Linked DNA regions of Homo sapiens: region 2 is linked to region 1. Evidence: chromatin contacts called from ENCODE Hi-C or POLR2A ChIA-PET data. All regions are on one chromosome and are shown on one strand. Each heading gives the region's core, a stretch centred on a gene start or an enhancer-like site at or near the end of the contact. The rest is flanking DNA. Distances are from core to core; before and after follow the strand shown.

Region 1 (7,281 bases), core at 2,709-5,208:
AGAGAGAGAAAAACAGAGAGAGAGAGAGTGAGAGAGAAAGAGAGAGAGAGAGAGACAGGGAGAGAGAGAGAGAGAGAAAGAGAGAGAAAAACAGAGAGAGAGAGAGGGAGAGAGAACCAGAGAGTCAGAGAGACATAGAGATAGAGAGGTCCCAGGAGCAGCAGAAGCCCTCAAGCCCTAAAAGGAAGTCACTAACAGTCTCTGCTCTGCAGTTGGCCTGGTAGCATAGGCCACCCTTCCTCCATTATAACTGATCACAAACTCCTATAATAAAAGCCTGTAACCACAGCATTGCAAAATAGAGATTCTCAAACATACAAGAGATCACCAAACAACTGAGAAAAAACAAATCGAGGAAATAGAACTGATAGAGAACAGAATACTTAAAAAATATATATCATTAATATCCCTGAAAACACTCAAGAGATAGCATATTAATAAAATAAGACCAAGAAATTCTAAGAAAGAAAATATGTCAAAAAGTAAACATGTATGAGAGTCAAAATACTTATCAATCAAGAATAACAAAATAAGCTGGGTGCGGTGGCTCACGCCTGTAATCCCAGCACTTTGGGAGGCTGAGGCAGGCGAATCACCTGAGGTCAAGAGTTCGAGAGCAGCCTGGCCAACATGGTGAAACCCCACCTCTACTAAAAATACAAAAATTAGCCAGGTGTGGCGGTGGGCGCCTGTAATCCCAGCTACCCGGGAGGCTGAGGCTGGAGAATCACTTGAACCCGGGAGGCAGAGGTTGCAGTGAGCCGAGATCAAGCCACTGCACTCCAGCCTGGGTGACAGAGCTAGACTCCGTCTCAAAAAAAAAAAAAAAAAAGTAACAAAATAAAGTGTAGCAATATTATCAGTTAAAATATAATCTAAGGAATATTTTAACTTAACCTAGGGTAATTATTGATAAAAAAGAAGCATAATCCACCAAAATAATGACAGTCATTAAACTTAAATTTTAAATATATAATGCAAAGATTGATAGAATACAAGAAACAAGTAACAACTACAATCGAATGTAAAGTATTACTATGCTTTTCAAAATTCAATTATTTGAGTAAACAAAAATAAGAATTGCTATAAATTTTTTTAAAAGAACAAGTTTGATTAGATATCTCTAAGAAAAAGAGAATATATGTATTTTTCAAACTTTCCAAATTAAATTAACCAGGTAGGAAATTTGAATTTGTAGCAAATTCTAAAGAATATGTCATATATGCTACACATATTTTTCTTTTAAAAAAATGTTTTTTCTGTCTTTGCTATCTGTTCCCACTGTTTTTTTTATATATATATATATTTTTACACACAGGAAGGGGAACATCACACTCTGGGGACTGTTGTGGGGTGGGGGGAGGGGGGAGGAATAGCATTAGGAGATATACCTAATGCTAAATGACGAGTTAATGGGTGCAGCACACCAGCATGGCACATGTATACATATGTAACTAACCTGCACATTGTGCACATGTACCCTAAAACTTAAAGTATAATAATAATAATAATAAAATATTTTTAACATAATACATTAAATAAAAAAATTAACAATTAAAATACAACTAAAATATCTTTTTATGGAAACTTTAAAAGACTTATTTAGAAAACTGTTGGCTAAAGAGTAAATAAAAATGAATAATAAATATTATAAGTGAACAATGAGAAAACAGTACATTACAATATGTGAAATGTGGCCAAAGCTGTAGGCAGAGGGAAAATTTTAGCCTTAAGTGCATTTGTTAGAAAAGAGAATATATTGGGGGAAAAAACGCTAAGCATTCATACCAAATGTGTAGGAGGAAAAGAAAAAACTTGAATTGTTAAGAATAAAAAGTAGGAGAAAGTGGAAACTTAGTAAATGTACAAATTGTTTTTGGTAAAATACAGAATCTGTGGATTGGTCAAGATAAAAAAGACAGTACAAGTACATAGTATAATATTAGAAATAAGAAAATGAACACAACTAAAGGTAGAGGGAAGGTTTTAGAAAGAGAAAATAATAGCAAATACAACTTTGTACTATTTTATCTGTAACTTGTATAAACTGTGTAGGCAAAAATAAATAATCTAATTGAGTACATCTTGTTGTTCAAATAATGTTTGCCTAGGGCCACTGGTGACCATCTTTCTGGACACCTGGAGGAATCTTCTTATTTGCAGTAGAAGAGAATAATGCTGCACCCAAAGAGAAGCAAAGCTAAGAGATATTGTTGAAATAGAGATGACAGGAGAGAGAAACAGAGAAAGAGTGAGCCCTGGCCAGAACCACTCTGTTTGGTTCTCCGGTATGGTTCTTGGAGTTGTATTAGAGAACACAAACTAAAGAACATAGCAAAAAAATGGCTTCTGGAAACTCTCATGCTTGATGTCTAGAAGAATACCTTTATAGAAGAATATAATACAATAAAAGGTATTAAGTCCCCACATGACAAATGGCCAATGCATTCTTTCAAGGAAATAGTGCATCATGCCCATATCTTGTTTCCTACATTTCATTTATTTGTTTCTGAAACATCTCGGACAAGACAAATATTCTGCAAATGTTCATGAGAGTACTTATTTCTGGAATTGTACTTTTTTTCTTCAACTATTAAACTCCTTAAAGTAGGGAATTAATGCCTATACACCGAAATAGAAAAGTGATTAACTTTAATGGAACCACATGTTGCTAAGGATGGAAATAGATTTGATTGACTTTGGGCTTTAACAAAGGAATTTTAGTCATAGTCTTCAGCATTCTCTTTTTTTTTAAACCATGACCCAGGAAAAATCTTCCCAAGGACTGTATTTCATCATACAGAACAGAAAATGGTTAATGCAGGTGCACGAAAGTAATTTTCAAATCTATTTATAAATGAAACATGGATATGTGTGGTGCTTTGCAGAGGGAGAAGAACAAGAACTTCTAAAAAACCTATATATAGTCTCTGTCTTAAATAGGTACCTTTTAGGCAGTAGTTTCTCATCACTGTTTGACTTAGAAGTTTTGTGAGAAATGTCGTATCCAATTTCAACATAACATTGGAAAAAGACTTATTTTAAGTCTGATCCTTTGGTTCAGGTGCTGCCAGGAAAACAATTTAATATGAAAAGACCCTCCTTCATATGTCTGAAAAACAAGCACAAGAAAGAAGCCCGAAAAAAAAATCAGATTACATTAAAAATCATTAGGAAGTAACTCTAATTTGGGGGGGGGTTCAAACCAGGTTTCTTTTACATAGAATTTATACAGGAAAAAAAATCACCATCATACTGATCGTATATGTAAAACTAAGGCTTCTATTCTCCCCCATCATTTCATTAGCTACACGAGTTTGAATAATGGATTAAATATGAAGATCTCAAAAGAGAAAAGTATCTAAAATTGAGTTTAAATCAAAATTAAACATCCAAATTGACACCTCAAGTCCAACAGGTCCAGCTGACCCTAGGGAGATGAGACAGCAAGTGTAGGGGATTCAGTCATGAAGAAGGAACAGCATTGGAGATAGTCTTGAGGACAGTTCATCCTAAATGCTGCCGTTTCTATGCCAGAAGACTCCTTACCTTTCTTTTTCTTTTATTCCTATGGATGATTCTTTCTTTTTCTGAGGGCTCCACTCTTAAATATTTGTTCTTTTGGTCCTAGATATTTTTTTCTTATCTATGACTTGGCTTCATTTATCAGGTCCAAATGTTGACCTCTGCCGTGGATGGCAACTTCATGCCACATTTTCAGTGTAGTGCCCCATCTGTATTTATTTACTTTATAATAGAGTGTTGGCAATCTCCTGGAATGCTGTTTTCAACTTATCTTTATGATTATACTCCTGAGATAATACAACTCACAGCTACACTGAGTCCATTAAAGTTATGGTGACATTGGCTTTAAGCCCAGCTAGAAAAAAAAAAAAATATGCCTTGACTTCCAGTGAGTGGAATTTCTGAGTCACACATCCTCGCCCTAGTGTCATATGCAGATGCATCCTCAGAAGACCTGAGCAATTCTGAAGAGGTATTTCCATGTCTTAGTCAAGGATCTCCAAAACAATTAGCTAATTATTTAATTTATTCAAAACATGTTTTTTATCTTCATGTGGTGTCATAAAATTTTCATTCCAGGAGACCTTGCTTGATATATTTATTACATAATTTTCTAATGAAGACAAAAGGTCCATAAGGGACTATGATCCAGGATTTTCATTTCTTTTCCCTGAGGAGCCAGGTACTAACTCTTGATCATAATTTGAGAAAAGCAAGGTTATTCTACACACTTCTCACACACCGTTGGTGGAAATGTACAATAATCACTTTGGAAAATAACTTGGCAGCTTGTAAATCGTTGACCATAGACTTGCTATATGATCCAGTCATTCTATTCCTAGATATACCACATATTCAGACCAAAACTTACAGCTGCTCTACTTTAAAAGTCAAAACCTGGAAACAACCCACATATTCATCAACTGGTGGATGGATAAAACAAACTGTGACATATTCCCACAATGAAATACTATACAACAATAAAAGTGAACCATTGATACATACTGCAACACAGATGAATCTTAAATATTTATGCTGAGTGAAAGAAGCCAGAAGGAAAAGAGTATATACTACATGATGTCATTCATATAAACATCTGTGACATGAAACCTAATATGCAGTCTCAGAAAGCCGATCAGTAGTTCCTGGGGAAGGGGTGGGGAGTGGGACATAAATATAACAAAGATAAAGGAAAACTTTAGGAAGTATAGAAATGTCTATTATTTTGAGTAGGTAATGTTTTCACAGAGTAAACATGTCAAAAATTTCCAAACTTTATACTTTAAGTATGTATAATTTATTGTATATCAGTACTATCTTAATAAAGCTGTAAAACAAAACTTTGTTCCTAATGAATGGTTACCTCAAAAATGCCAGACTAAATTCCATAAATGAGAGTACAGACCTATTTTCTCTATATGCAAACTTGCAATCCCTTAATTGATGTAGAAAGACAGTATTTGTTGAGAATATAGTCTTTGCTCACAATTCTTTTTTTAAAAAGTGAAAGAGTCTCTTAAAGTGCACTGAGCTTGGTACATTAGTCACTTTCATATAAAATTATAAGTAAAGGTCTTTTCCACGTGGGTTGTGTGGGGAGGGAGTCAGGATGAGAGAATGTGCCTTCTGCTCGTTTTTTTTTTGTTGTTGTTGTTGTTTCTCATTTTTCAAAAGGCAATTTAGACAGATTTGACATTTTCTTAAAAGACAGCAGATATATTGAAGTGGCTACAAATGGGGGGTTTAGGCTGGGCATGGCGGCTCATGCCTGTAATCCCAGCACTTTGGGAGGCCTAGGTGGATGGATCACCTGAGGTCAGGAGTTCAAGACCAGCCTGGCCAATATGGCAAAACCCCGTCTCTACTAAAAATACAAAAATTAGCCGGCCATGATGGTGTGCACCTGCAATCCCAGCTACTCAGGAGGTTGAGGAAGGAGAATCGCTTGAACCTAGAAGGCGGAGGTTGCAGAGTGAAGATCGTGACACTGCACTCCAGCCTGGGTGACAGAGTGAGACTCTCTCTCAAAAAAAAAAAAAAAAAAAAAGGCTGGGCACAGTGGCTCACACCTGTAATCCCAACACTTTGGGAGGCAGAGTCGAGTGGATCACAAGGTCAGGTGTTCGAGACCAGCCTGAGCAACATGGTGAAACCCCGCTTCTACTAAAAATACAAAAATTAGCCAGGCATGGTGGCGTGTATGACTGTAGTACCAGCTACTTGGGATGCTGAGGCAGGAGCATCACTTGAACCCAGGAGGCAGAGGTTGCAGTGAGCCGAGATCTCACCACTGCATTCCAGCCTGGGCGACAGAGTGAGACTCTGTCTCAAAAAAAAAAAAAAAAAAAAAGAGTGTGGGTTTTAGAGTTAGCCTCTTCTAGCTCAGATCCAGCTCTGCTCACCTTTGGTCAGTGAATTAATCTCTCTAAGCTTTAATTTCCCCATCTTAGAGATGCGGATAATAGAAAAACATATCTCATAAAGTTGTTTTACTGACCAAATAAGATAATGCATAAGAAACCTTTAGCATAGTGCCAGGCATAACACACAAAATGTCAACTATTATGCAAAATCCTTGACAAGTTCCCAACTATTATGCAAAATCCTTGACTAAGTTTCCCTGTGGGGAAAACTAGAACTGAGCAGCCTGAAATGGTAGGGGGCAAAGAAGGAGGCTAGTGGAGACCACTATAAAATTATACTTTGGCACATTTCCTTTGTTTGGAGAAATAACACTACACTGCTGGTGTAAACCAGAGAAATAAACATGGAGGGAAGCTGTGATGCAAAAAATAATAAAGGGACTTAGCTAACACTCTGTGCAAATACATAAACAATCTGAGAAAAAGACATTGGAAATACCATTCTCTGTGCCACCAGAGTACTACTTTCAACTGAAGTGCACTTTTTTGGGGGCGGTGGGGAGTAGTTTGTATTTTGATAATAGATGCAGTTGGTGGAGAGAAAAGGGGATGCATAAGGTGCTTAACTCCTGTCTAGTCCCTGGTTCTACTAACTGCCCATCCAATGACAGACCGAGTAGGATCTGATAGAAAAGGGAGCAGCCAGTTTCACGGGCCGGTGTGTAGTCAATGCCTGAATTCTTTCTGCATTTATGTTGTTTCTTTCCATTTCCTGTGCTCAGCTACCTTTGATTGCTTGATATGCTACCCACACACTCTTGAGTTAAACTTCTTGTATTAATACACAAGTGTTTTCTTCATGAAGCTGTGTCTCATGAAAACTTTAAAAGGTGAGGCTGGATTCCTTGCATTTCTTTTGTCTACACCCTGATTTCTTTGGCACAGCAACAGCTCTTAGGTTTTGGACATTAAAACATATGCTAATAATCATTGATTGAACTAATCTAGCACATATACCAAAAGGTAGCTGATTTCTCTGTGATGGAATGCTAATGAATAAATATGGGAAATGTCTACCACCTTCAATCCTCTTATTAAATATGTTTTGATGGTTATACTTACGGTCATAGTCATTGTTATCGATTGACAGTTACTCTCATTGTCATAGGGAAAGCTCAACTGATAGTTTTCTTTGTTTGATTTTTCAATTCTTCCTCTTCACTCTACCCCCATTTCAAATTTACATTGTTTAATAATTAAGTTGATTTAGTTTGAGATTTTATTTTGGAAAATTTCATGACACCTCTCTAGATCCTTTGCTCTTTAGGTGTCATTTTGGGTAACATTATTTATTCCCTGCTGATGGTACATTTCTTATCTGCCTATGTCACTG
Region 2 (7,281 bases), core at 2,623-5,122, 39 kb before region 1:
GCTGGTGAAGAAAAGTTGTCATGTTGTACACCAATGTGTTTTTATTTCTTATATGTCTTACTTGAGGTCTTACAACAACTTACATTAATGTACATAATGAAATATACTCACCTAAATCATGTTTAACTCAACCTTTGTGACGACCAGTCTCTTTCAACACTTTCTGAGAATCTGTCTGCTTTAAGAAGGTTTTTCTAATCCATAGTTAATGTCTCCTTATACCCTTAGTAGCTATTTTGTAATTTATTATTTTTTTGAATTAGGTTTTCATAGGCACTATGTCACAAACCATATATAAAATAATGCCTTTAGCGAATTTATTATTTAATGTCTAAGGGCACTCCTCTTGTAAGACAGAATTATTTGTTTTGATCTGAGATGTATGAAGGATGATTATAGGCATTGCTCTATGACTGTAAAAAAAATGCACTGAGGCTGGGCATGGTAGCTCGACGCCTGTAATCTCAGCACTTTGGAAGGCTGAGGTGGGCGGATGACTTGAAGCCAGGAGTTTGAGACCAGTCTGGCCAACACAATGAAACCCCGTCCCTACTAAAAATAGAAAAAATTAGCTGGACATGGTCACATGCCTATAATCTCAGTTACTTGGGAGGCTAAGCCATGAGAATCACTTGAATCTGGGAGGCAGAGGTTGCAGTGAGCCGAGATCAGGCCACTGCATTCCAGCCTGGGTGACAGAGTGAGATGCTTTCTCAAAATAAAATACAATTTTAAAAAAGAAAAATGCATTGAATTTCTATAGCCATGTTTGAATTACAAAATTGATTTGCTTATCAAGGACTAATCTTCAGTCAATAATTTTATGAAAAAGAATTTTCCAGTAAAACACAAAATCTCATTTAACAAGTTACTTTTATAATACATTAGAAGCCAGACCCTAATTAGAATACATTTTTCTCCTTTAGATGTCCTTGGTATGCAAATTAAATTAGAATTCCTAGGACTTATATAGACGTGTCTCATCTCCTATGAGACAGCACGTCTTTTATTTCTTTTGTATTATCTTACTTAGGAAGGAAGGAAGGAAGGAAGCAAGGAAGGAAGGAAGGAAGGAAATGACAGCTCTATACCCCAACATTTTCTGTGTAGCATTTTTATAAGTAGAAAAAAAATCCAAATTGAGAAGCATGGGTCAGCAAAAGATCTGGATAAAGTACTCATGTTAATTTAACCAAAAATGCTCTTTACTTTTACTCTCAAAATGTGTTGTGCATTGCTTTAATTCAGAAAATTCAGAAAGAAACAACAGAAAGGGCATGTAAAGAAGTTTAGTAAGTGCCTTTTCTAGCTACTGTCTATACTCTCTCGATACTCTTCTGAACACTGGTAGATGAGATCCAAGATTCTTACACTAGTGAATGCAGTGCTACATATAGCCTTGTTCAAATTACTATTCATCATGAGTTTTTCCTCTATGTAACTGGCAACTTAATCTTACCTGTAGTATGGGATACATTATAGTTGGATTGAATATTGGTCAAATCCCTCACTTTCCCCCAGGAATTCATTTCCTCTCCTATATCTCAAGTGAATTGCACTCCTGGCCACACTGTTGCCATGCTGGAAACCTTTCTTCTCCTTTTCCTCACTCCTCAGACAGGTGGCAAGATGGTGATGGTGAAAGCAGGTCTGCAAACCTTCCCAGCCACCTCTCTCCCACCCAACCATAATCTACCTTGGGAGGAGGGCTCTCTTTTTGTCTTACTCACCTACCATGCTTTTGTTGTGATACTGTTAACAGCATAACAGATGAACACGCTGGATCCGGAAGCCTGAAAGTCTAAATTTCTTTTCATGACAAAAATAAAAAAAAGATGCTACAAGTGAGGAGCAAAATTAGCAAGGGCCTGTGAGGTTAGAGAGAAATAGAAGGAAAGATTTAAGCTGCTGCTGTGAGGAGCAGACCTAGGAAAAAGGAAGACATATGGGCTGGGCGCGATGGCTTATGCCTGTAATCCCAGCACTTCAGGAGGCTGAGGCGGGAGGATTGCTTGATGCCAGGAGTTCAAGGCCAGCTGGGCAACTTAGCAAGATCTCTTCTCTACAAAATAATTATTTTTAAAAAAGGGACGTACGTTATGTAAAAAAGATACATGCACATGCATGTCTATAGCAGCACAATTCGCAATTGCAAAGATATAGAACGAACCTAAGCGCCCATCAACCAATGAGTGGGTAAAGAAAATGTGGGTATATACACCGTGGAATACTACTCAGCCATAAAAAGGAATGAAATAATGTCTTTTGCAGCAACTTGGATGGAACTAGAGGCCATTATTCTAAGTGAAGTAACTCAGGAATGGAAAACCAAATATCGTATGTTCTCACTTATAAGTGGGAGCTAATCTGTGAGGACATAAAGGCATAAGAATGCTATAATGGACTTTGGGGACTTGGGGCGAAGGGTGGGAGGGAGGTGAGGAAAAAAAGACTACATATTGAGTACAGTGTACACTGCTTGGGTGACGGGTGCACCAAAATTTCAGAAATCACCACAAAATAACTTATTCATGTAACCGAAAACTACCTGTACCCCCAAAATGATTGAAACAAAAACATGAAAAAGGGACATGTACTCAAGGACAGTTTTAGGAAAATTTCATATGTAATATGTTATGCAAACACCACTTCAGTGACCCACAGAAATCCTCAGTAAGGCCTAATTTATGTTTTTTTATATGTCTTCCATTTAAAAAAGTATTTTCTTATCAATGTTTTTCTCCTTTTCTGAATTTTAACTAATAGACTTCTTTTTATATCAGTTTTAGGTTTGTAGAAAAATGAGTTGAAAGTAAAGAGATTTCCTATATTACCCTCTCATCTCAGTTTTCCCTGTTCCTGAGACATTGTATTAGTTGTACATTTGTTTCAGTTGATAAGCCAATATTAATATATTATCACTAAAATCCATAGTTTACATTAGATTTTACTTATTGTGGCTTTTGACAGATGCATAAGGGCACATATCTACCATTACAGTATCATACAGAATAATTTCATTGCCCTAATAATCTCTATGCTCTGCCTATTCATCCTTCCCTTCCCTTAAACTCCTGGCAACCCCTGATCTTTTTCCTGTCTCCATAGTTTTGCCTTTTCCAAAATACCATGTTAAACATCTGAGAAACATGAACTGGAAAACAAATTAAGTGAAAACAGTTATCTGTCTCTAAGCCAAAGATGACAGATGGATCCTGGAGGAAGTGAAGTGCAATGATTCTTATCCTTCCAATCTAGGTTTGCCCTACAACCAAATGAATATTTTTTTTTGCAAGTTATACCAAATAGTAAGCAATCTCCTCTCTCTGTCTCTCTCTCTCTCTCTCTCTCTCTCTCTCTCTCTCTCTCTCACACACACACACACACACATTAAATATTTTCTAGTATTTATATAGCATTTATACTTATAGATGTTATCTTAAACTTATTTTTGTTTTGTATGTGGTGTTAGTGTCAAATAATAATTGAACGTGACTTTCTTCTCTCCATTTTTCCTAAGTGGTTGAAATGATGGCTCACTGAACAATTACATTCTGATAAAATATTTATGGTTTTCTCTATTTTTCCTGCAGAGAGGAAAATATATTCCTGTGTGAGTATAATAATTTTATTCAGATGTATGTATTTAATACTTTTTCAAAATTTAGGAAGATTGGCAATTTCGAGTGCTGGTGGGGGTCTTTCTTCAAACGTCCATTGGGAAGAAAGTTCTACTTTTTTAAGGCATTTGGGTCAGTTCCTTCCCTCTAGACTTAGGGAATTAGTGACTAAAGATGGTTATTGTGGAAAAAGAAGATAAGAAAGGATGAGTCACTTGGTAGGCTTTTGACTCAGCATTTTTAGTTCATAGGTGATGTCCTAAGGCCTGAAAGCTTACTATAAATGAATAACTCAACTGACACATCTTTGGCTAATTTGAAATCTCTGGGCTTTTTAAGGTTACAATATCACCTTAGAAAATATTAGCATATGGTTGTAGCTAGTAGTTATTCCATGAAAATTATATTTTTCTGTTTTATACCTAAAAATGTTCCACATGTAAGAAATTGTTATATTTTTGCTTGGCATATCTTCTTTGTTGTTAAACTTTAAAAATATAATAAAAATTCATGAGCTATTTTTTCATTAAGGCAATCTTATATTTTAATCATGCATTTCATAGGAAACTTTTACAACTATTTTTAGAGCATTAATTATGCATTATGAAACTATCCTAAAATAAGGGTAAAACAATAGAGATGTTACTTACAATTCCTTTTATCCACAAAAAGAATAAGTTTTGGTAATTTGAGAACTTTGAAATGAAATCTTCATTTTCGGATAATGCTTAAGGCAGTATTAAGCAGAGGGCCAACTGCTTGAATTCAAAATTGAAGGGGAGTGAGAATTAAATTGTTCTGCATGAGAAATGCTGAGAGATACAGAAAGGAGTGAAAAAAAAGAGACCAGCAGAGAGATGGAGTGGTTGCTGGGAGAAATGAGTGGAGAGAGAGGGAAGATAGGTGATTGGGGGAGGAGAAGGGGGTTTGAGACTGTGAGAGGAACTAGCTGCTGAGAGTCCGAAGAGCCTGGGAAGAGGTAAGTCTAATGAGTAACATTTGAGTGAAGTGCTGGGCAATTCTGTGTCTCTTTATAAAATATTCCCTAAATGTACATTGGAATATAAAGTTTTTAAACATGTCAGGTTGGTTTGTGAAGCAGTGAAGAAGAGGACATGAAGAAAAGCTGTGTTATATAAGTAAAAATAATGCATAAATCTAGAAGTCTCCACAGTGTTCCCAGTTTTAATGAGGATGAAGAGCTATTTAAAATACTTAAAATATCTATAATGACATGAGGTGTTGTCATACATGCCATACTCTCTGATTCCTTGATTTGTTTAGCAAATGATTTAGAAAGACTAGCACATGATAACATAACTTTGGGGTTCAATATGAGTGAGTATGGAACATGACAAGTAATTATGAATCATTAATATGGAAATTTCTTCAACATCATTTAAGGGGCAGCATATTTTATAGCTCCTACTCTAGCAGGAATTATGCTTATTAAATGAGAAAATGAGATTGAATTTACAGAAGTGTCCATAGAACATGAACATGACTCAGAACTATTCTGTTGTATGAATATGCCATCATTTGTTTATCCATTCAAATATTGATATAACTTACTGAATAACGTGGGTTATTTCCAGTTTTGGGTTATGATGAATATAATTCCTATGAATCCTTACGTACAAATCCTTTTGCAGATACATGTTTTCATTTTTCTTGCGTAAAACAGGGGAAAGAATTGTTAGGTTATATGATGAATAGATGTTTAACTTCACATGAAAATGAAGAAAAGGCCAGGCATGGTGGCTCACGCCTGTAATCCCAGAACTTTGGGAGGCCAAGGCAAGAGGATCACTTCAGCTCAGGAGTTTTAGACCAGCCTGAGCAACATAGAGAGACCTCGTCTCTACAAAAAAAAAAAAAAAAAAAAAAGTAGCTGGGTATGGTGGCATGCACCTGTAGTCCCTGCTACTCAGGGAGGCTGAGGCGGGAGGATTGTTTGAGCTGGGTAGGTCAAGTTTGTGGTGAGATATGACATGTCATTGGACTCCAGCCTGGGCAACAGAGCAAGATCCTGTCTCAAACAAACAAACACACAAACAAAAAAAAACCAAAGAAAATACAAAACTGTTTTCCAGGTATTTGTACCATTTTACACTTTCAGCAACAGTGCACGAAAGTTTCAGTTGCTCCACATTCTTACCAGCATTTGGCATTGTAAGTATTTTTCATTTTGGCCATTCTCGTGGATGTGTAGTGGTATTTCACTGTGGTTTTAATTTGCATTTTTGATATGGTTTGGCTCTGTGTCCCCACACAAATCTCATCTCTAATTGTAATCACCACTTATTGAGAGAGGGACTTGGTGGGAGGTGACTGGATCAGGGAATGGTTTCCCCCATGCTGTTCTCATGATAGTGAGTAAATTCTCATGAGAGCTGATGGTTGAAAAAAGTGGCACTTCCTCCTTCAAGCATGCTCTCTCTCTTCCCACCTTGTGAGGAAGGTGCCTGCTTCTCCTTCACCTTCCGCCATGATTACAAGTTTCCCTAGGCCTCCCCAGCCATGTGGAACTGTGAGTCAATTAAAACTCTTTCCTTTATAAATCACCCAGTCTCAGCTAATATCTTTATAGCAGTGTGAGAATGGACTAATGTAATTTTCCTTATGATTAATGATGAACATCTTTTTATGTCCTTATTGGTGATTCATAAACTTTTTTTGTGTGTGAAATATCTGCTTAGTACTTGTCCTCTTTTTTTTTTAAAGTGGGTTGTTCATCTTCTAATCAAAACTTTAAAGTTCTAAATAAAATCTTGACACATGTATCTTGTCTGATATATATATGTATTGTGACTATTTTCTTCTAGTCTGTGGCTTGCCATTTCGTTTTCTTAATAATGTCTTCCAGAGAGCTTATGTTTCAAATTTTGTCCAACTTACCAATTTTCATTGATGGTGTATGCCTTTTGCATTTTTGCTAAAACGTCTTTGTCTACCCCAAAGTCCTGAATATTTTCTTATATATTTTCTTCTAAAAGTTTTTTTTTTTTTTTAGTTTTGGCTTTTACGTTTAAGTTTACAGTCTATTTCAAGGTAATTATTATTCATGGTGTAAGGTTCATGTTTTTCCATGGGCATATGCAGTTAATTTAGCACCATTTGTTAAAAAGAATTTTCTTTCCCATTGAGCTACCTTGCTGACTTTATTAAAAATAATTGCACATCTATGCGTGAGTCTCTTTCTGGGCACTCTTTTCTGTTCCATTAATTTATACATATATTCTTACTTCACTATCTCAAGTAATGTAGCTTTAACTCCTGAAATCTGGTTACATAAGTACTTCAACTTTGTTCTTTTTCAAAATTGTTTCAACTATTTACATTCTTTGTACACGCATGTACAAATATATGTATGTTTTTCACAAATATATAGTAATCTAAGATGTGTGTGTGTGTGTGTGTGTGTGTGTGAGAAAGAGAGAGAGAGAATCACCTTGTCAGTTTCTAAAAAAAAAGATCTATGGAATTCTTAACTGCAATTGTGTTGAATCTGTAGATCAATTTATGGAGAATGGGCATCTTAATAACATGGAGTCTTCCAACCAAGACACATGGTACATCTCCCCGTTTATTTTGACCTTTAATTTTTTTCAGCAGTGTTTTGCAGTTTGAAAGATCCAGCACATATTTTGTTAAATTTGTT

What was found. Hi-C counts contacts between places; a loop is a spot of excess contacts on that map. ChIA-PET counts read pairs that join two places held with the same protein, here RNA polymerase II (POLR2A).
Region 2: a loop to region 1 is called in a map of endothelial cell of umbilical vein, with 6 times the contacts of the local background. The contact joins two enhancer-like sites. A Hi-C loop is called at or near these places in 2 of 168 maps with a recorded cell type or tissue (endothelial cell of hepatic sinusoid and endothelial cell of umbilical vein). POLR2A ChIA-PET finds 5 or more read pairs at or near these places in 5 of 52 experiments (MCF 10A, PC-9, Panc1 and 2 more).

Annotation. Positions count from the first base shown.
Region 1 is chr7:116,423,153-116,430,433 of GRCh38, reverse strand. All of the region lies in intron 1 of CAV2-DT (CAV2 divergent transcript), which reads left to right. Among named protein-coding and RNA genes, the nearest start is that of CAV2-DT, 73 kb to the left of the region's middle. Within about 2 kb of position 3,958, at least 6 of the 41 ENCODE cell types and tissues checked have a DNase peak (open chromatin) inside an H3K27ac peak, as active enhancers do; they include PC-9, Panc1 and endothelial cell of umbilical vein, where a contact is called at or near this core.
Region 2 is chr7:116,462,507-116,469,787 of GRCh38, reverse strand. All of the region lies in intron 1 of CAV2-DT (CAV2 divergent transcript), which reads left to right. Among named protein-coding and RNA genes, the nearest start is that of CAV2-DT, 33 kb to the left of the region's middle. Within about 2 kb of position 3,872, at least 7 of the 41 ENCODE cell types and tissues checked have a DNase peak (open chromatin) inside an H3K27ac peak, as active enhancers do; they include PC-9, Panc1 and endothelial cell of umbilical vein, where a contact is called at or near this core.